2 separate regions of the Mus musculus genome follow, and region 1 is linked to region 2. A link is a loop called in an ENCODE intact Hi-C map of the cell type or tissue named here. Cell type or tissue: heart. All regions are shown on one strand. Each heading gives the region's core, and the rest is flanking DNA. Links, peaks and the distances in the headings are about the cores only. Region 1 overlaps Pde4b (phosphodiesterase 4B, cAMP specific). Region 2 has its middle 80 kb from the start of Gm24869.

Evidence for each region. Hi-C counts contacts between places; a loop is a spot of excess contacts. Peaks named below come from ENCODE experiments on the same cell type or tissue, not always from the same donor. Only the 100,000 strongest peaks of a DNase experiment are listed, where the experiment ranks them.
Region 1: a loop joins it to region 2, with 2.3 times the contacts of the local background. A loop is called at or near these places in 3 of 42 quality-filtered maps.

Annotation. Positions count from the first base shown.
Region 1 is chr4:102,586,796-102,591,795 of GRCm38, forward strand. Pde4b (phosphodiesterase 4B, cAMP specific) reads left to right here. Exons shown (of 15, transcript NM_019840.2): 7 at 4,036-4,129. Among named protein-coding and RNA genes, the nearest start is that of Gm52667, 20 kb to the left of the region's middle. In heart, for the core only: no CTCF peak of the experiment used is centred there; DNase peaks (open chromatin) are centred at 2,056 and 3,046; H3K4me3 peaks cover 704 bases; H3K27ac peaks cover 480 bases.
Region 2 is chr4:102,653,021-102,660,140 of GRCm38, forward strand. No RefSeq gene overlaps it. Among named protein-coding and RNA genes, the nearest start is that of Gm24869, 80 kb to the right of the region's middle. In heart, for the core only: a CTCF peak has its summit at 3,702 (motif pointing left); a DNase peak (open chromatin) is centred at 5,761.

The sequences.
Region 1 (5,000 bases), core at 1-5,000, 67 kb before region 2:
TCCATTCCCTTCCAACTCCACAAGTCCTTGGGCCATAGTTTCACTCTGGATCCATTTTACCTTCATATTGAGACAACTAACTGGGTAAGTCCACAGGAAGGCTCCAAGCGACTCAGGCTGTGGAGGTCTGAGTTACGACTAATATGTGTCTCCTTAGCCAGTGGTTTATTCTTGCACACAGAGGCATCTCCAGTTCCCTCTCTGCTTACCTCAGCAGTACAGAAAGAGTTTTCTTTTCCGAGAGGAGCTAGTTGCTAGTAAATACTGCACCCAAACTGTAGGAGGCTGCCCTAGAATCTACCACACAATCATGAGAGGTTGGGGCAGAGAGGTGGGTTAGAAGTCCTGTCTCATTCCTGTTTCACAGAAGAAAGATGGGGTGATGTCCCAAGGCCAGCTCTAAAGACTGATAATCCATGTTGAGGCTTGATTGCTGTGTCATGGCTACCTATAACTTGCCAGATTCAGATTCTGAAAACCCATCTATCCTGAGTTCCTCAACTGTCCATCAGCTGGCACCTTAACATATCAATTCCAGTCCTTGGCTAGTCCAGGCACCAGGGCTAGCCCTACCTTTACTAATCAGACTTTGTCTTGTTAGAAGGCCACATCTGCCTTTCTTAGTCTTTCAGAGCCCCCAAACAAGTGGGCCCTTCATAATTTTTTTTTAAATGAGAGCAATGATTGCCCTAGTCAGTGTGGTGGGGCCCTCCCTTGCTGAGGAAAACCAGTGGTGGTTGCTAAGCAACATTTAGAAGGTCTAGATTGGTTTCTGATCCTGGATGACCTCCATTTGTGTACTTCGCCATGTGTATTTTATGGCTACCTTTGGATGACTTTGGACAACTTTGTTTTTGGTATGCATTGGCCTGCCCTTAGTAATAGGATCACAGGAGAATTCATTTAGGCGTGGATATAAGGGAGATGGTATTCCTCTGTTTACTTGCATGAGCACACTGACCCCTTCTGTAAAGATACAGAAGGTGTGTAGTTTACTTAGCCCCATGGCTAAAAACCACCATCCTCTACCACACAGACTGATGAACCGCGAATCCCAACAGGTTTCTATGACAAAGAAAAGTTATATGAAGGACAGAGGGGAAACAAAGTATCTTGCCATATATGATTCATTTTTGGCCTGCTCTCGTCTCCTGAACAGAGCAGCCAACCAAACCACTAAATAGTCCTCCTTACCCTCTTCAGACTGTTAAATGAGGATTAGTGGGTGGATCCTAGTAGGTCTGACTCTTCTTCTAGAATGAAAGTTGATTGAAACCCTAAGAGAACTTGTGTTTGCTCTTTTGCTTGCTTTTTCCCCAACTGCTTTGCATGGCCATTTGAGGTGTCCCATTGGTGTTTGTTGAAAACATGACAGAATGGTTTGATTGAGGTGGGACAGTCCTAGTGGACTCCAAAATGTTTGCAAGTATTTCAGAGATATCAAAGAAACCAAAATGCCTGGCTATTATATCTATTATATTTGGCTAAATTTTGTGCAGGGGGTGGGGTGGAGGATTAGATACGAGATCATTAGTCTCTAAGCTTTTATGTAAGATATGTTTACTGTAGTTTAAAGTTTGTTACTTTGCGAAACACTAGCAGACCAATCAGTACTCATTAAGCTGTCTTTCCCAACTTCCCAGTCTTCAGTAAGAGCTAGTTTCATGGCTTGGAGAGGCCATAGTGACAGGGTTATATCTTAACACATAACTTGGAATTTATGCAATTCACCTGGAGTTCAAAATTGCACTGAGGTTCAACATGTAGTCTAAAAGCAGAAATGATTGACCCAGAGGTGTCGGGCTACACTTGAAAACATACACACATACACAAGCAGGAATACCCAGAAAGACAGTGGTTGTATCTCTGAGGACAGTGGGAGGTACAGTGAGCCAACAGGCAGAGACTCAGGTTCAGCCTCGCTTCACCTCAAAAGGCATCTCTCTGGGGAAGCAATGGTTTGACCTGAGTCTTAGATGCCTGAAGTGAAGCTATTGTCAGAGGCAGGATGCTCATTTGGAAAGGGAATTGCCTCACAGGAAAGAGAGCCAATTACAAGTTCGGGCTGTTGCCATGGTGCTTTGCTGATCCTTCAACATGCAATACAGGAACTCCGAGGAAGGCTAGGAAATAGGATGTAGGGGAGGTGGGGAGAAATGAAGTCAGCTAGGGCAAGGCATCCCACTGCCTGCACTGTAATGCTGACAAGAAGAGGCTGGCAGGGGAGCCAGGAAAAGAATGTCATTTTCAGCATGTCCTGGGTTGCTAAAATGAAACTAAAATAATTTAACTCTGAGACATTTCTAGCATGAATTATAAGACGTAACAGCCGTAAAATATCAAATAAGCATAACGCCAGATAAATCGTTGTTCATGCAGCAAATGCTATCTCAGATTTTCTAGCGTACTCCGGACCCTACACGGAAAGGTTATGAATTTAATCCATTTGCAGAATATGATGTAATAAGCATATTAATGAACTTACTGAGTGCAGAAAATTGCACACTGCATATGAAGTACTTTTTGAACCAAATAAATTAATTCCATCCCCATTCAGTCCACGGGGAAAAGAGACTAATGCATCGGCACCCAGTTGGTGGGCAAATAATGTACCAAAAGCTGGTAGGAAAGAAATTCTCCTACCCTGGAAGCCAAGTCAGAAAGCAGTTACAGTTCTAACCTTTTCCAATTTAAAAAAAAAAAATTAAAAGCAAAGCTCGGCGTCAATTAATCAAATGTACCATCACTTGGAAGCAATTAGAAGAGCTGAGTGCTGCTGTGTCAGGCTGCATCTGCAGAGGGCTGTCTGCAGAGGAAGAGAGGGTTAAAGAACACCTAGCTGGAACGGGGGAGGGTAGGACCTCAGGTTTACTTAAATATTCATGGGGCTTCCTCCATTTTAATCTTCTCCTTTTTAAAAGATGGCTGTTTCCCAGTCAGACAGCTCCCGAGGGGAAAGAGATTCCCTGCTCCCTGGCAGAGTTGGACTAATCTAGGGTGGAAACCCCTCCGGGCACCAGGACTGTTCCTAACTGAAGAAGTGCTTCAAACCGGCCAGCTGAATACAGGCTCTTGCTCCTCCTTCGTACAATTCCGGGTTTCATTACTCTCTTCTGCCTGGAAATAAGCAGGGAGGGAGGGAGCGAGCGCATAGGCTTCTTGCAAGGATGGGGTGTGAATGAAGACCAGCTTGCTGTGGATTAGGGAGTACCACCCGTCTGGAAGGCTTTGTCTTTTCTAAGTTTTGGTTCTTTATCCACTGGAACTGCAGAGGTTTCCTGATCCCCCTGGAGACCGCTCTCTTAGAACTGAATTCTTTCAAAGGGATCTGTGGATTGTGGCAAGAAGAGCTTCCAAAATGCCTGAGGCAAACTATTTATTATCTGTTTCTTGGGGTTATATCAAGGTGGGTTAATCTGATTGTGTTCTGTGTCTCTGATAGAATGTGATTGTTTTATGTCCCTCTGTATTTCATGGAGTGGACGGCATGAGCAGTGGTTTAATTTGTATGTACGGTTAGCCCACAGGTGCTTCTTAAAATGAAATAAGACATGTTTTCTTGCCTTGTATTTTAATGTACTGTAATGTGTTTCAATTCTGGTTCTTCTCAACTCTGTTTTAAAAAAATGCTTTCTGCTCTTCTTTTCATTTTTTCTTAAACTTTTCACTTAATCTGTTTTCACTGAATACGTTATCACATCAAACTATATTTTTAGGATTATCCCCAGTTTTCCTAATTCAAGTGACATTATTTTGGCCTTTATTAAAATTTCTTTTCCTGAGTTTGCCACTTCAAAAATCAACCAGAAAACAATTTTAAGAGATTTTAACAACTATTTTTTTTCCTACAGTGACATTGGGATGCTTTCAAATTGAGGGGACATTGTGATTTCTATTGTAGCCCTCATTAACCTAATGAAATTGGCTGATGATACAGTCTCTTGGTTCCTAGAAAGTGAAGTTGGAAGTACAGCAATCCAGCAATCGTTTGCTCTTTCCCAGACACTTAATGCATTTTCTTTTCTTTATAAACAGTTCAAAAGGATGCTGAACCGGGAGCTGACACACCTCTCAGAGATGAGCAGATCAGGGAACCAGGTGTCTGAGTACATTTCAAACACGTTCTTAGGTAAGATGCTAACAGAAAAACCCACTGAGCTTCTGCAGGGTGAATTTTTACAGTCTACCAAGGGCATCCCTGTGAATTTGGAGTGAGGTTAAATGCAGAAAAAAATCCATCCAAAAAATGAGCTAAAGTCATTTTCTATAGGAAAACAATAAGCAAGAAGATATTTCTGAAATGAAAATACCCTTTGAACCTCAGGCTATGGTGGGCTGCTTGCATTTATATGGTTTCTCATTACTGCCCCGGTCCTGCAGGGACCTCTAGAGCAGCTGAAGGTCTGCAACCTTACCCAGCAACACTAGCATCTCTTTAAAAAAAAAAATCTTCTTGTAACTGGTTTAAGACAAGAAGCTTTCCTTTTAGGTGTTTGTAAGGGTCATGCATGCAGAGTCCCAGAGAGCATATTCTGGAAAAAATTGACTGTCGCTTTGGTGGATTATTTCTTAAAGATGAATGCATGTGTGTAGGGGGTAGGGCTGGTGTCTGAGAGGCCTTGTTTTCTCTAAGCTGTACCGTTGTCTTCTCATTCTGATGGTTTTCTGCTCTCTGCAGTTATGTGGACGGGACTTCACACAGAGCACTGGCCATAGGTTTGCAGGGGTGGTCCTCAGTTCCTCCCAGGGTCTTGTTTGACCCTTGGGAATTTCTTACATTTTCTTAAGGGGAACTTTTGTATCATGAACCCATTCTGCCTGTTTTAATGAGGACTGCAGAACTGGTCTATCTGTACCTCAAAATGCATGAGAAACCCTGACATTTGGATTCTTCCTGCTCTGAACTATACTTGCTTACGCAGCTCCTTATTTGATTCCCCCAAGGAAGTGACCCATTCTTCCAGCTGAGCATCCCTGCTTTCTTTTTGGCACAGCCCCTT
Region 2 (7,120 bases), core at 1,095-6,094:
AGTTTGGGGACATACCATGAATCTGATGTTCTCTGAGGTTCCATTGATCATTTGACCTCCATAAGCCCTACCTGGAGGACCTTTTTGTGGTGTTCCAGAATCAATGCCCATGCAGAGCTCATGTTCAACAGGTTCCCAAAGGTCTTATTTATTTTCCACACAGTTACTCTAGAAAAATACTGTATGGCTCTTTACTTTTAAAAGGGTTGTAATAAAACTTATAGTAATTGCAGCAAGGTCCCTCTTGAAAAAGACATGCCATACTCTTTATTTGAATGGTTTTGAGTCTGTAAACTTGTCCAAATCAGGAAATTTATTGATGGGCCATGATTTTTCTTTTGCTATAATTCGGGATAACTTTTGTTATTCACCCATTCTGGAATTTTCTACTTCTGCAGATCAAGCAAGGACTAACTTAGTATCCTTCATATCTATTTCATTTCTCAGAGCACTGTGACTAACTAATGCCAAAGGTATACATATGTCAAACCATTATAAACATGACTTTGCCTGTGTTGTAACATTCACACTGCCAACTCAGCCCTTGCTAATCTAGGTTCCTAATCATGCCATGATATTTTAATTATTGAAATAGGCAGCTGCAGCACCCCACTAGAAATGTCTGGCATACACCAAAAGTATTAAGCAGTAGTAATGAGCTCTTTAGATACAGCCTGGTACTCATCTTATGAGTTTCTTTTTTTTTCTTTTCAACACTGCTTATGCTATAACATTATCAATTTCTTCTATTCTTTTTGGTGTGGGTATGTTGTGTAACATTTTCCTCTAAGATTGAAACATTCCATCCTGCAAGAGACTTCCTTAAGGCAGAAGACAAACAACTAAATACAGTTTAGGAAGTCCCTAAAACTGACTGGGTTCACTAGGCCCTTCCTTCTCAGAGTAAGGAATAGAAACTGTTGAAAGTCACTGTCAGACAATCGAAGCCACAAGGAAGACTCTGAGATCAGACTGGATACCTAGAAGAAGCAGAAACTAGCCATGCTGCCTGGAAGAGGTTTAGACCAATGGAGTCACTTGGTAAGAACACTCTCCAGTCTTTTGAGCTGCCTACATCTATGCAATGTGATCCAGATCCCCAGTATTCCTGAGTTGTTACCCATCCTCGGATAGGCTTTGGTGACACTGCTGTTTTTGAGTTATTTCTGCTCCTGTAAGTACCCCCCATATTCCTATAAGTAATCATAGTAAAACTTAGTTCACAAAGTTGGACTTTGCTGATATCTATACTTTCTTTGTCATGGGCTTCCTGTCTATGATGAGTAGATGTGTGTTGGTCTTCTAGAAAAAAAGTTTTGTCATACAATGTGCATGATTGGGGGGAGGGCTATTATTCCTCAGCAACTTTGCTATTTAAGAGAAAGTCTTTTGGTTGGCCTAGAACTCATCGATTAGTATAGGATGACTGGTCAGTACACTTCTGGGATCTGCCTGTCTCCACTTCCCCAGTGCTAAGATTGTAAGTTGCATGCCGTGGCACACATAAATATAGTTTCCGGTGATTAAACAATGAATGCTTCCATGCTAAGTGCTTTCCTGAGTGACCTGTCTCCCAGCCCACAAATCTGTTTTCTATCCTTTTATCAACAAGACATCTTTTGGGCCCTCGTACTGTGGAAAATAGGCTTCAAATAGCAAATCCTGTCCATCATTCTATCGTTTCTGAGCCTTTGAATCCCATGATCAACCTTAAGCCAAGACATGTCAGTCATGCTCAATTCTTTCATAGTACCCGTCTTTTGATGCAGTCTTTAAGTCAAACATATAAACTCTTAGCCCCTTTTAAAACTATGTCTGCTGCATCAGTAAAACTGGAACTCTCTGCTCACTGCTCATGTATCAACAAACTGATCCAGCCTGTGTTTCTTCCATCATCCTCCCACGTGCTTGATACTCATTCCCACAAATATTCTCCACATGTCTGTTTGTGTGAATTAAAAAAGTCAAGTTCTTTAAGGGTATAATGCATCTCCTCATTGGTTGCACTCTGTTCCTTACTTCTAGGGTCCCAGTGAGCTCTAGGTCTGGTTGTAGGTCTAATACTATAACCAAACCTAGGTTATAGGTCTAGAGGTAAAGGTGAGTGGTGAAAATGGGCCCTTGATGTGTCATAAGCACTTTCAGGCAACAAACAAACGTGACTTTAGTCTCTGGGTGGTGTCAGCACCTCCAGGAAGCCTTTCAAACCAGCCAGCATTAGGCTTCTTCCGACTTGTCCTAGTATTTTATCCCTTTTACTCTCAAAACAGTTGTGGATAAACTGGTAGCCTTCCAATTATACATTTGCCTCTCATCTCCCGAGATTTTATTACAGACCTCTCTATGTCCCCAGAGTCAGCACATAATGAACTCTCAGAACATACTTGATAGTTTCCCATCATCTTCTCACTTGCTCTCTGCCCCCTTCTCTGTGCATTTTGTTCCTGCCTCTGTGCACAGCCTGCCCTAGCGTGGTGAGTTCTCACTCAAGGGCCTTGACATTCAGGATCTGTCTGCGTACTTCCTCTTGCTCTCTGTAAGAAGACCGTATTTTCTTCTCTATAATTACACCTAGTCCCATGTAATCTCTGGGTCTCTCCAGTCCTTCCCCAAAAGCGCTTGCCTGGCGTGGTGACTTGATTTGGGTCAAGAAGCCACAGTTAATAGTGACAGCAAGAAGACAGAACCAAAAAGAGCAAACGAAGAAGGGTTTCAGGTGAGCACGAAGCCACAGATTGCTGATTTTAGGCTGGTCTGGAACCCCACAGCCTCATGGTATGCCTGTGAGCAGGCAAGAGAGAAAAATTCAGCCATGTAGCTAGGGAGCTTAGAACTACAAAAGTAAGAGCTGGAGGGGGCAGCAGGGAAACTGAGCTGCATAGCTTGCTTAAGTCTTCTTCTAATGAACAATTACTTTTCCAAGAAGAAAACTAGAACAGACCCCACCCCAACATAGAAGAACTGAATTTCAAAATAAATGAAAGACGTGGTTTTGCTTTCATTCCCCTTTCACATACTTGTCATCCAACCACTAACTCACATACCCACACCTCCACACCACACTCACATAACACACACATATACACATATACAACACACACACACCTCCATATACCCATACCATACTCGCATACCATACATATATACACATATACAACACATGTACACACACAGAGACACAGACATCCATACACCCACACCATACTCACATACAAAACACATTCATTACACATCCAGACACACGCTCACATACCACTGCCACCACTAACATCCCACCTTGATGCTTAGAATGGTCTCTGAAGATTTCTTGGCTTGTTGATAGTCAAGTTTGAATATTTCTACTTAAGAAAAATCATGCATGAGTTTATTAAGAATGGACCCAAATCTGAGAGTCACTGGTTTCCTTGTTTTCTAATAATTAATTTATACTACCACCCTGGTCAAAACCGAGAAAACTTATTCTATAGATACGTCTGTCTTCCTAGTGTCAGGGCTGATAAACCACCTCAGTGTGGACCTGACTTTAGGAGGCATGTCACTGCAAAACTTTGAAAATGGATCTAACTTTGCTCAGAAAGGAGAAACTGTATAGCATCCACACTGAGGTTGTTTGTAAAAATTAAGACCAAAGTGAACCTGCTTGGCAGGCCGGAAAGGAAGCCCTTGTTTCTGTGTGCATGAGTGGTTTTACACCACCATCCAGTGGCAGAAAAGCAATATTGCACCTAAAAATGGTTCTTGTGTCCTGTCTTTATTTTTAATTCTGTCTTCAGTTCCGAGAAGACAGATTCTTCTCCTTCCTTCTTCTATGACCCACAGTGACCTCATCATCTCAGAGTCTTAAAACGTACAGACTTAAAGCCTAGTGTCTGTATGTGAGTATTTTTTGAGGGGGGAGAGAGCTTTGAAAAACCTTCCTGGATGATGAACCCCCAGTTGACAGCAGTCTGAGAAAGCTAATTCCTGAGTGCTAATTCTGGCTCTTCATTTTACCTTCTGTTGTTATTTTTCTTTTGTTTTTTTTCTTTATCTGGCAGTCGAGATCAGACCCAGAGCTATGGACATGCAAGGCAAGCACTCTACTCACTGAGCTGCATCCTCAGATTTGGAGTGTTGGGGATCAAGGTGTTGCTATGTGACTCAGTCTGGCACTGACCTCATTATGCATCCCAAGCTGACCTCAACCTGGCAATCTTCCTGCCTGGACCTCCCAATACTAAGATTATAGGCAAATAACCCACATACTGTTGGAGAAAACATCAGTGATTAAAAAGCACAAAGTATGGTGCCTGAAGAGAAACCATATGTCCAAGTCCAGAACAGCAGACAATAAGCCAAACTTCTTTACTTCCTCTTTATTATGATTCTATTTTCTAAGTGGCAACCACACTTGCGATGGGTGAGATTATGTTTTGTTCCTAAAACGCGGAGAAGGCGCCCTTGCCTGTCACCCTGGGTGACCTGTACGGGCCACACAGCCAGCTGTTAAGACAGCTTCCTCTTTGATGTCGCCTTTGGATGTGTTTCTGACTCTAATTCACAAACTTCCAGATTAAACTGAGAAAAAAAAAATGTCTTGCTTTCCAGTACAAAGTTCTAATCATGTCTTTGTTTTTCAATTGCTGAAGTAATTTGGAATAAGTATTCATTGTTTATAATGGAAGTGTTATTTTATCCCTAGCCTTTGTTTCTCTTACTGGAAAAATAGAGTGTGGAGGGAATGGCCTTAGAGAACTAGAAGGTGTCTTACCCTTCTAGAACATGGAGGCAAAATTCCTTAGGATTCTAGACTATCAAAATCCTTAACCTTTAACTTGTCAAAGGTACACACACACACACACACACACACACATATATATATATCAACTTCTGGGAGAATGGTATATGAGGAAAAGGGTGTATTTTATAGGACCTTCCAGGTGAAATATCATCAAATGAATAGTTATGTTAATATAATAGACATGATTTTAGTGTATTGATGCATTTGTGGGAGTGAAGGAAAATAAATCTATGAACTAAATAGTGACAGTTACAGACTAATGCATTGTGAGTTATCAGTGAGCCTGAGGAGGCTTGACTGCCTGGAACTAAGTATTGATGTCACTCTGCAATTGCCACCCAACTAGGGTTTTAGATCATACAACTTAGATCCAATAGTGTAGTCAACAGCTTAATTAAATAAACACAAGAAATACAGAGAGAAAGAAATGAAAATCTGGACAATCTCAAAACCCACAGATATGAGAATGTCCTGATAAAGAGTTCAAAAGTCATGTGTAAAAGAGTAAAAGAGATTAAAAAAAAAAGAGTAGATAATACTAGCAAAAAAAAAAAAAAAGACAAGAAAAATATAAAAACATCAAGGCAAATTCTAGAAAGAGCTACATAAAACTTATAGATTACAAATACAAATAAATGAATGAGCCAACAGAGAGAGCAGAGCTGAAGACACAATTATAGAATTGGAAAGCAACTTAAAGGAGCTACCTCTCACAAAGCTCAAGTGGTATAGGGATGAGATAAACTCTCTCTGGGCCCTCCAAAGGCTCAAAGATGGAGTCTATGAAATATATTGACACTGAATTATGTGACTTATAGATGTGAGTGTGGGGATTATAAGACTCAAGGAATTCCCAGCCTGACTGAAGTTTTTAAAAAGGTTTCTAGTTACAAAACAGAGTGGGCTTAGGCATTCTAGCAGAGAAATAGCTACAAGTTATGCAAGTGCACGATGAGGAAGTGGGAATGCTGAAGATTGCCTTGCCGTGCAGAAGTCTCTTGGGCAACCAACCCTGTTTTGGAGAAGCCCTGGGATGTAACCTGTAACAATGTAGCATTGGCCTTCTTTTGTGAATCCATCTTCTTTTGTGGGTAGGATTTTAAAGAGGGATTATATGGAGACCATGCTCCCTTTGCAGAGAGTTATTTTTGGGCAGATCTTCAGAGAAGGCTTTTTCTTCTGATTCGGCTCCCTTTGAGTGATGGACAGGAAAGTTAGGGGGGGGGGTCAGAGAGACTATAATCATTCTTTACTCAAAGCACTTATTATGTCCAAGTGCATACTTTGATGTGTGCACTCGATACTCTGCACATTAGGGGGACCAATAATTGTATGTATGAATATATGACTTAGAGGCATAGATGGAGGGAACAAATATGAGCATTGTTAGAGTCCCGTCAGAGGAAGCTGGTTGCACACATGCAAAGGGACAAAGTGATGTGGGGGTTAAGAAGGTAACTTCTCAACAATGAGCTTGCATGAGGAATGTAAGGGTGAGGACAGCGGAACTCTGAGTTTGATGAATTATGTCCTTATCTTTACAGCAGATCCCAGGAAACCTGGGACTCACCAAACAACAGAAAAATATAAGAATATAGATCTGTGGATGTGTTTAAAAGGTAGAAGTTGTTAGACTGGCCTTTGGAGGGAGCAAGAGACATGGAAAGAATATAGTCCATAGCGGTGGGCTCTGGCATGTCAGATTATGGGTCCCTGGTACATTTTCCTTTTTTTGTTTGCAAAGCTCTACATAAACAGCTGTTAGTGTACACTGTGTAGGGTCATATAAATTTTATGTACCTTCTTAGGACCTTCAGATGAGTTACGAATCAAAATAAACATAAAACAGCTTGAAAGAAGAAACCCAAATTACACACACAGCAGTGCCATCTAAGCATGAGACTCAGTCTGGAGGCGGCGGCGTCAGGCTGTATATGCATATTGAGTGTATGTTTGGGATAAGAACATATGTGGTGAATAAAGACTGGCATGTTAGCAGCTAAGAGTCTCTAAAGTGATAAACACCCTTTGAGGAGCAGTTCTTCTCAGCAGAGGGACCTGTAATTAGAAGAATCTCCTTTATAAATGTGAAGTCACCTTACTACCACTACATCTATAATTTCTTACAATAACTACCTAGCAATATATCAATGAGTACTTTCAGGGGCAATAAATCCTGAGCTACCATGGTTTCCTAAAAGTACTATAACAAAATGCCACAAGCTGGATAGCTTAAAATGATAGAAAGTTATGGTATTATGTTGAAACTAGAAGCCAAGTTATGAACAGACCATATTCTTCCCTGTAAGCCATAGAGAATATTAAATTCTGTGTGCTTTT